Linked DNA regions of Homo sapiens: region 2 is linked to region 1. A link is an interaction called in ENCODE POLR2A ChIA-PET data of the cell type or tissue named here. Cell type or tissue: IMR-90. All regions are shown on one strand.

Region 1 (5,000 bases):
AGTGAAGCAGGGTCTGTTCTGCCATTTAATCCTACAAACTATCTCTCCAGGGCTCTTCTTCCAGGGAAAGGCACACAGTCCCTCTAGAGGAAACAAGGGCACCTGTGTCCTCTGGGTTTCCTCTTCCCTTCTGTACATTTTTCTCTCTGCCTAGGCAATTTTTTTCCTAAGGATGACTGGAGGGAGGCCCACCTTCCTAAGCATCCCCACTGTCCAGCTCTCAAACATTTTTCCTGTGTATCTATTTCTCTAAAGAGCTTAAGTTTTTGGAAATTACTGGACATTTATTTCCTTTTCACCCTGGCTGCTTCTTCCCCCAAGGCAATGAACACAAAAGAATTTAGCTGCTTGCAAGCAGGGGGAAAGAAGATAAGGAGCACTAAAGAGGAATGTACCCTAACCAGCTTTACACATCCTGGGGCTTTTTTTTTTTTTTTTTTTTTACAGAATCTTGCTCTGTCACCCAGGCTGGAGAGCACTGGCGTGATCTTGGCTCACTGCAACCTCCATCTCCCAGGTTCAAAGGATCCTCCCGCCTTAGCCTCCCGAGTAGCTGGGATTACAGGCATGTGCCACCACACCCAGCTAATTTTTGTATTTTTAGTAGAGATGGGTTTCACCATGTTGGCCAGGCTGGTCTTGAACTCCTGACCTCAGGTGATCTGCCTGCCTTGGCCTCCCAAAGTGCTGGGATTACAGGCGTGAGCCACCACGTCTGGCCGTCTCAGGCCTTCTTTTCAAGGCCAGAACTAAAAATTAGGTCCTGATTTGATTAACTTCTACCTTTCCATAGTAGTCCACCAGTCTGGCATCTGCATTAGATAGGAATAATTGATTGATTGATTGATTGATTCGAGACAGGGTCTTGCTCTATTGCCCAGGCTGGAATACAGCAGTGCCATCACAGCTCTCTGCAGCCTTGACCTCTTGGGCTCAAGTGATCCTCCTGCCTCAGCCTCCTGAGTAGCTGGGACTACAGGTGTGTGCCACCACACCCAGCTTTTTTTTTTTTTTAATTTTTAGTAGAGACAAGGTTTCACTGTGTTGCCAAGGCTGGTCTCAAACTCCTGGCTTCAAGTAATCCATCCACCTCAGCCTCTCAAAGTATTAGGATTACAGGTGTGAGCTGCTGCACTTGGCCTAGATGAGAAATACTTAAAGCATAGGTTCTCAGGCTACACTCTAGACCTACAGATTCTCTAGAGTTGAACTTACAAATCTGTCTTTTAACAAACTCCCAGTATTTTGCTTATGTACTCAGTTGCACTGGTCCTCCGACTTGGTTTTGGCTAAAACTCCCTGAAAGTCACTTTCTTTCCCACATCTTCTGTCTTTTTTTCTGTTTCTTTCTTACCCCAGTAGTGGTAACATCCAGTTAGAGTCCCTTCCATATAACCAAAATCTGGTGTGGAGTTCTGTATCCATTTCTCAAAGGGAAGATAAGGTGGAGGGCAAGAGGATGTTCATGTGTCTTGTTTACTCTTACCCATTTTTTAGCCTTATTTATTTATTTATTTATTGAGACAGAGTTTCGCTCTTGTTGCCCAGGCTGGAGTGCAATGGTGCGGTCTCGGCTCACTACCACCTCCTGGGTTCAAGTGATTCTCCTGCCTCAGCCTCCTGAGTAGCTGGGATTACAGGCATGCGCCACCACGCCCGGCTAATTTTGTATTTTTAGTAGAGAGGGGGTTTCTCTATGTTGGTCGGGCTGGTCAGGCTGGTCGCAAACTCCCAACGTCAGGTGATCCGCCTGCCTCGGCCTCCCAGCGTGCTGGGATTACAGACGTGAGCCACCGCGCCTGGCCTTTTAGCTCATTTTTATCATCCTGTTCATGCTCCAAGTTGAAAATCATAATCTAATCCACCAAACAAGCCCATCTGAAGAGCGTATCTTCAACCTGTGTCAGATGCAAAAATATTTTGCAGCAGCCAGAAGTGGTGGCGGGCACCTGTAATCCCAGCTACTTGAGAGACTAAGGCAGGAGGATTCCTTGAGCCCAGGAATTTGAGGCTGTAGTGCGCTGTGATCACTCCTATAATAGTCACTGTACTCCGGCCTGGGCAACATACTGATGCATCGTCTCTTTAAAAAAAAGGGTTTTTTGTTTGTTTGTTTGTTTGTTTGTTTGTTTTTAAATTCTTGCCATTGAGCTTCAGAAAAAACCAAAAACTTCCAAGAGACCTAAATGCTGTTTGATTCTTATGGAGAATCATCAGCATATATAAACCTCCCAGTTTTTCAAGGTTTGGGGATACTTACAGAGGAAACAGACTAATCTATTTATATATCCCCAAAGTAGATAAATTACATAGTAAGTTTTTTTTAGATTGCTCGCATGGATGTGTTTATTGTTAAACCCCAGCCTAATTTATTTGGAGAGAAGAGTTCACTCTCTTTTAAGTGAATATGGCTAGGTAGGCCATGTTTGGCTGCCAATATCTTCAACCTATTTTATTCCAAAATGAGGTAGGAGTGCTGAGCTAAACTGGTGCCCTTAAGGGTTACGTCCTAGAGACTAAAGATGCATTCACTGAAAGTCATTCATGAGCAATGATTGGGAAGACTCACCTGCTGGAATGGTTGTTGATATTTATAAGTCAGCAATATTTCTTGACTCAACAAAAAGTCATGCATTGTTATGATGACATCAGCATACTAAAATACTACTCCATGTGAAATAACAAAGCAAAGAATATTACAGCTGGGCATGATGATCACACTAGAAATCCTAGCACTTTGGGAGGCTGACGTGAGAGGATCACTTGGGCGCAGGAGTTCAAGACCAGCCTGGGCAACACAGTGAGACCTCACCTTTAATTAAAAAAAAATAATAATAATCAAAGCAAATTACGAACAAAGAAGAGGGGCAGGCTGAGCAGGAGGCAGAGAAATGAACTGTAGCCTAAGCAGGTTCCAGTAATTACCTCTTTTATTTTAAGAACTGAATATCTCGTTCCAGGCTCAAATTATCGAGAAGTACATCTTTTCCTTTAAAGTTGATTAAGCAGCGGTATCTCTTCCAAGCTGAAAATATTATAACAGATGCCAACTGTCTGCAGAGGACTCTGCTAGATGCTGTAAATAAAGAAAACAAGTTTTCCTGCACAGAATGTCCTTTGTTTCCTAAAAGGTTGGTACAGAGTTGGAGTTAGAGACCAAAGAAATCACAGACTTCACAGGTTGAAAGGAACTATAATGTTCTCTTAGGCCAGTCCCACAAGTAATGGGTGAATTATTCCTTCTGCTTCCCCTCTGAGCGCCCATTGGACTTGGGCCTTATAGCTCCGGAAATGCAGATCTGTGCTTCCTGACGGGTGGAGAGCAGTCCTGGCTGGTAGCAGCTGTGTCTGAGTGGGAGTCGGCAGGAGGGAGGGCGCCATGGGAACAGCTTGCATTAGGCTGCTTGCTGCTCCTGGCTGAGCCCTGGGGGCGTGCTCTGGGGACTTGGCCTGGATGGACTTGAACCTTAGGCAGACTTTATCAGCAAGTGCTCCCTTGGCTAAAAAGCTGATTTCTCATACTATTTGCATTGTTTTAGGTATTTCTACTTTAGACAAAAGAACTTGTTCTTTGTGACGCTTTGTCCAGGTGGGAATCTTTTTTTTATTTTTTTATTTTATTATTCATTCATTCACTTAATAAATTTTCATCGAGTTACTCCTGTTTCATTAAAGGCAACTGAGGGTTGGGCAGGCGGCGCAAAGGCAGGTGGCGGTGGCTCATGCCTGTAATCCCGGTACTTTGGGAGGCTGAGGTGGGTAGATCACCTGATGTCAGGAGTTTTGAGACCAGCCTGGCCAACACGGTGAAACCCCTTCTCTACTAAATACAAAAATTAGTGGGATGTGGTGGTGGGAACCTGTAATCCCAGCTACTCGGGAGGCTGAGGCAGGAGAATTGCTTGAACCTGGGAGGTGGAGGCTGCAGTGAGCCGACATTGCGCCACTGCACTCTAGCCTGGCTGACAGAGTGAGACTCCGTATGACCAAAAAAAAAAAAAAAAAAAAAAGGCCGGGCGCGGTGGCTCACGCCTGTAATCCCAGCACTTTGGGAGGCCGAGGCGGGCAGATCACGAGGTCAGGAGATCGAGACCATCCTGGCTAACACGGTGAAACCCCGTCTCTACTAAAAATACAAAAAATTAGCCGGGTGTAGTGGCGGGCACCTGTAGTCCCAGCTACTCGGGAGGCTGAGGCAGGAGAATGGCGTGAACCCGGGAGGTGGAGCTTGCAGTGAGCTGAGATCGCGCCACTGCACTCCACTCTGGGCGACAGAGCGAGACTCCGTCTCAAAAAAAAAAAGAAAAAAGGCAACCGAGGCTCAGAGAGCTTAGGTTAAATACTCAAAGTCACAATTTTGTGACTAAGTGACAGAATGGACATCTCCTGACTCAAATTCCAGTGTGTTTTATACTATTTTGGGGGTGGTATTACATTATTTTCATCGAGTAGTTTTTAAAAAACTCAATATTGTTTATTAAAGTACATCTCTGGCCGGGCGCGGTGGCTCATGCCTATAATCTCAGCACTTTGGGAGGCTAAGGTGGGTGGAACGAGGTCAGGAGTTAGAGACCAGCCTGGCCAACAGGATGAAACCCCGCCTCTACTAAAAATATAAAAATTAGCTGAGGGTGGTGGCGTGCACCTGTAGTCCCAGCTACTCAGGAGGCTGAGAAAGAAGAATCACTTGAACCCGGGAGGCAGAAGTTGTAGTGAGCCGAGATCGCACCATTGCACTCCAGCCTGGGCGACAGAGTGCTCCATCTCAAAAAATAATAATATTAATAAAGTACTTCTCCTATTTCTCTTTCATTGACAGCACTAGGATGACACAGATGCAGAAAGGACAAAAGGGAACTGACAGACACTGAAATTTTGTAATACACCAGGTTCAATATCAGACACCTTATATGTAGCATCTCATTCAATTTTCACAATCATCCTATAAAATAGTATGTACTATTGCTCCCATTTTTCTTCTTTTTTTGTTTTCATTTTTT
Region 2 (5,000 bases), 760 kb after region 1:
ACCTATTGTCCAAACTTATAGAAGGTACAACAAGAGTGAACAGTAATGCCAACTATAGACATTGGGTAGTCATCATGTGTCAATGTAGGTGCATCATTTGTAACAAATATACAACTCTGATGGGAGTGTTGATAATGGGCCAGACTATGCATGCTTGAGAGCAGGGAGTATATAGAAAATCTCTATACCTTCTGATATGTTTTGGGTGTGTCCCCACCCAAATCTCACCTTGAATTGTAATAAACCCCATGTGTCAAGGGCAGGGCCAGGTGAGATAATTAAATCATGGGAGCATTTCCCCTGTACTGTTCTCCTGGTAGTGAATAAGTCTCGTGAGATCTGATGGTTTTATAAATGGGAGTTCCCCTGCCCAAGCTGTCTCTTGCCTGCTGCCATGTAAGACATGTCTTGCTTCCCCTTTACTTTCTGCCATGATTTTGAGGCCTCCCCAGCCTGCGGAACTGTGAATCAATTAAACTTCTTTCCTTTATAAGTTACCCAGTTCTGGATGTGTCTTTACTAGCAGCATGGGAACAAACTAATATACCTTCCTTTCAATTTTTCTGCGAACCTAAAGCTGCTTTGAAAAAAAAAGCCTTGAAAAATAGAAGTGAGTAGGGTATATAGTATAGTAACTGAGAACTCTGCCTCAAGAGCCAGACCATTCTTATTTTTGACCCACTCACTCATTACTGTCTGTGTGACCTTGGACAAGTTATGTAACCTTACTGCTTTATTCTTTTTCTATCTGTAAATTGGGAATAGGGGTTGTTTCTAAGTTCGATGTCTGGCACATAGTAAATGCTCATTGAGGGTTTGTTGTTTTTATTACTATCAATACATATCAAAGTAGATTGTATTTATTTATTTTTTATTTTTTTGAGATGGAATCTCCCTCTCTTGCCCAGGCTGGAGTGCAGTGGCATGATCTCAGCTCATTTCGACCTCTGCCTCCCAGGTGCAAGCTATTCTCCTGCCTCAGACTCCCAAGTAGCTGGGATTGCAGGTGCCTGCCACCATGCCTAGCTAATTTTTGTATTTTTTGTAGAGACAGGGTTTTGCCATGTTGGCCAGCTGGTCTCAAACTCCTGACCTCAGGTGATCCGCCCGCCTTGGCCTCCTAAATTGCTAGGATTACAGGAATGAGCCACTGCGCCTGGCCTTATTTTCTATCTTGTAATATAATTTGATCCTTTACACTTACATAGTCAACTGATTCTAAAAGGAAATATTTTCATTGTATGAACATTTAACTATACTCATTATAGAGTCAAGCACTCATTATAGAGTCAAGCTGTGTGATATGATTATGTTTCCTTAACTAGATTGTTATTTCTGACTCTCACTAATTGTTCAAAATGCTGTATTTTGGACCATGTCTTTGTTAAGAAGTTTTTTGTTTATCCTGGATTTTCTGATTGCCTTTTCCAATTGAGAAAAGAAACATTTATCTTTAGTATTAGATCATTATAATTTTTAAAATTCCTGATTATTCTATATTTGCTTGAAATTTATTTTTTGTTTCAGAATCCATTAAAGTGCTTTTTTTTTTTTTTTTCTTTTTGAGACATGGTCTCTCTCTGTCACCCAGGCTGGAGTGTAGTGGCATGATCTCAGCTCACTGCAATCTCAGCCTCCAGAGTAGCTGGGATTACAGGAGTGCACCACCACGCTCAGCTAATTTTTGTACTTTTAGTAGAGTCAAGGTTTCACCATGTTGGCCGGGCTGGTCTCAAACTCCTGGCCTAAAGTGATCTGTCCGCCTTGTCCTCCCAAAGTGCTGAGATTACAGGAGTGAGCTACCATGCCTGCCCAAGGTGCTGTTCTTATTGGTTAATTCCTTTTATATTGATACCCAAAATTTTTGTATAACTTTTTGCTTTTCTCTGAGTGTTGCGTATCTTTTTTTTTTTTTTTTTTTTTGCACTTGCGATTTTATAATGTATTCAGGCACTTCCCCTTCTCAAATTCTATCTAGTCAATGGTATTTTCCCTTTCCCCAGTGGCTTCCCGCCCAGAGCCCTCCTTCTTCCTGCCTCCATCTGTACCTCTATGGTCAGTTCCATAGCTGTCATGCTGAGACCTCCCTTCCCTGCTCCTGGTTCTGGTTGACTGTCCCCTGGATCCTGTCTTTCTTTCTTTCTTTTTTCTTGGTTTGTCCCCTTCCTTACTTTGCTGGAGTAAATCCTTAACTGAAATGTGTGTGGGAGGCAAGTGTTCTGAGTCCTTGCTTGTGTGAAAAATTTTTTTTTTTGTCTTCTTTCACATTTCATTAATTATTCAGTTAAGTATTGAATTTTAGACTGTATACTAAGAATTCTAAAGACATGAATTCTGTATCTTTCAATATCTAGTTTGTTTGCAGGGGATTTTCCTCTGTTCTTAACTTTCAAAGTAATGTTTATAGCTGTGAGCCCTTTTCCTTTATCCTGCTTATTAGCTGGTAAATCTTTTCAATTTGAAAACACAGTTTCTTTTTTTTTTTTTTTTTTGAAAACACAGTTTCTTAATAAGCCCTGGAAACCTCCTTTTATTATTTCTTTGCCTCCATTTTCTCTTTTTAAAAGCCCTATTAAATATTGAATTTTCCGAGTTGATCTTATGTGTCTCGCCATTTCGCTCCCATTTTCCATTTCTTTGTCATTTTGTTCTCCTTTATGACAGACTTCATCTATTGTTACCTTTTAGCCCTTCTATTTTATTGTGTATCTTAGTGATCCTGTTTTTAATCTCCAGGAGTTCTTTTTAATTTTCATATTCTCCTTTTCCATAGCATCCTGTTATAGATGCAATCTCTAATTTCTCTAAAGATATGAACAAGAATTTTACTTTTCAAAAAGGTTCTCCACAGTTCTTTTCTTTTGTATTTCAGGCTTCATTGAAATGTTTGATGTCTCTTGGTTGTCTGGTTATATTTAGAATGAGTGAATTGAATGGTCAGGAGCTCTGTGTAGACAGTTGGGTTCTATTGACTGAGAGACTTCTCTTTGAGCTGAGTGGACAGGGAATTTATGCCTTACACAGTAGCCCTCTGAGTGTCACAGTTAGGAGGGATTTTCTCTAATGCGCCAATACCCATGCTAATTGCCCTAGTTTCCTCCAGATATTTTATCGATTTTCTTTTGAAAAGACTATTTATTTATTTATTTATTTATTTATTTTTGGCCTAGGAATAAATGCCTTGTTTCAGCTTCTGTTGGAAGAAGAGAAGGAGGCAGATAGGAAGCTGTGGTTGGCTGTTCCTTGCATAGACCTTCAACAAATTCCCCTGTTTTCAGATCTGGTTCTCACTCTTTATCTCTGTTGTGTATGCTTGGAGTAGGAAGCCAAGTAAGTTAATTCCCTTCATTGCAGCAGCACCTTCCCCTCCTCGTTTGTATATAAAGCGGCTGCTTTCTTAGCTCTGCTTTATCCATTGGTCAATGTTTCTCCATCTGTGTTCTGTATTCCAACAATTTATTAAACTCTTTAATCCACTGATGGCATGATGTCATTATTCTGTATTTTTGGAGGTTTATACTTTTAAAAATTACTACTATAGTTATAATGAGGTATCAGAAAGAAAATAGAAACTTACATTTCTTCAGACCTACCATTCAGAAATGGAATTCTGTTTTATATAATTAAACATGCATGCTCTGTTGTTTGATGCAGGTATGTTCAGGACTGTCATACCTACATTTTACATTCTACCTTGTGCAAAAAGAAAATTACTTTCTTTTCTTTTCTTTTCTTTTTTTTTTTTTTTGAGATGGAGTTTTGCTCTTGTTGCCCAGGCTGGAGTGCAATGGCACAATCTCAGCTCACTGCAACCTCTGCCTCCTGGGTTCAAGTGATTATCCTGCCTCAGCCTCCTGAGTAGCTGGGATTAAAGGCATGCACCACTATGCCTGGCTAATTTTTTGTATTTTTAGTAGAGATTGGGTTCTAATTTTTTGTATTTTTAGTGGAGACGGGGTTTCACCATCTTGGCCAGGCTGATCTCGAACTCCTGACCTCAGGTGATCCACCTGCCTCAGCCTCCCAAAGTGCTGGGATTACAGGCGTGAGCCACCGTACCTGGCCAAGAAAATTACTTTCTTTGTCCCTTTTAATGCTTTTTGTCTTGAATTTAACTTTGATATTAATATTACAGCTTTCATTCTCTTTTTAACTGCTGTAATTTTTTAATCTTTAGCATTTATTTTATTTAATATTGTGAGCAGATAGTACAGAGTTCTCATAAGTCCTTTCTCCTTCATACGTGGTTTTCTCTATTATTAATCTTTAGAGTTTTCATGCTAAGATAAATATAACATCTGGTCAAGGCAGAGAATATGATTTCTCATAGATTACCAGGAACACTTCAGTAATAGTAGTCACAGGAAAGAATAAACCTAAACAAATCTAGAGAAAGAGTTCAATACTAATAATAGAAAAGACTTAATAGGTCCCTTAGCTCAGAGATACTTTAATTATAGAGGGTCCTGGAATCTCTATCACTGGAAAAATTTAAAGGATAAATATCAATATGGCTTTGGAAAGAAAAAATACATTACTTCTACAATTAACTTGTTTTATCTTGGACAAAATGTTTGTGAAGCTCCTACTGTGTACTAAAAACTTTGGTGGGTGTATGGAGTACAAAGACAAATGAAACATGAGCTATGCTTTGATGTCTAAATAAAGAGATAGACATGCAACCAAATAATTTAATACAGTGTTCTAAGCATAATAGTCTATTCTAAGTGAAGTCCTGGAACAGAAGAGGGAGTGAGCAGTTTTCCTTGAGTGGGCCCCAAAAAGATTCCAAATAATTGTGGCTTGAATTTTCTATCTTGACTACAAAGATTCATTCTGTGGTATTTATACCTGGAAAAACAGCATTTTACTTTTCTAAAACAATGGCCTTTTTGCATCTGGAATTTCACAGATGGTTCTCAGGTGTATAAGTCAGAATTCAACCAGAAAATAAAAGCCACACAGTCATTAGAATAAGGGAAGTTTAATATGAAGAATAA

The links. Peaks named below come from ENCODE experiments on the same cell type or tissue, not always from the same donor. Only the 100,000 strongest peaks of a DNase experiment are listed, where the experiment ranks them.
Region 2: POLR2A ChIA-PET joins it to region 1 with 9 read pairs; 2 of 35 experiments call an interaction of 5 or more read pairs at or near these places.

What each region holds. Positions count from the first base shown.
Region 1 is chr6:17,721,942-17,726,941 of GRCh38, forward strand. No RefSeq gene overlaps it. Among named protein-coding and RNA genes, the nearest start is that of NUP153-AS1, 17 kb to the left of the region's middle. RefSeq lists enhancers at 2,895-3,396, 3,237-3,531 and a silencer at 3,237-3,531. In IMR-90, no CTCF peak of the experiment used is centred here; DNase peaks (open chromatin) are centred at 2,650 and 3,340.
Region 2 is chr6:18,480,050-18,485,049 of GRCh38, forward strand. No RefSeq gene overlaps it. Among named protein-coding and RNA genes, the nearest start is that of MIR548A1HG, 40 kb to the right of the region's middle. In IMR-90, no CTCF peak of the experiment used is centred here; no DNase peak of the experiment used is centred here; H3K27me3 peaks cover 228 bases.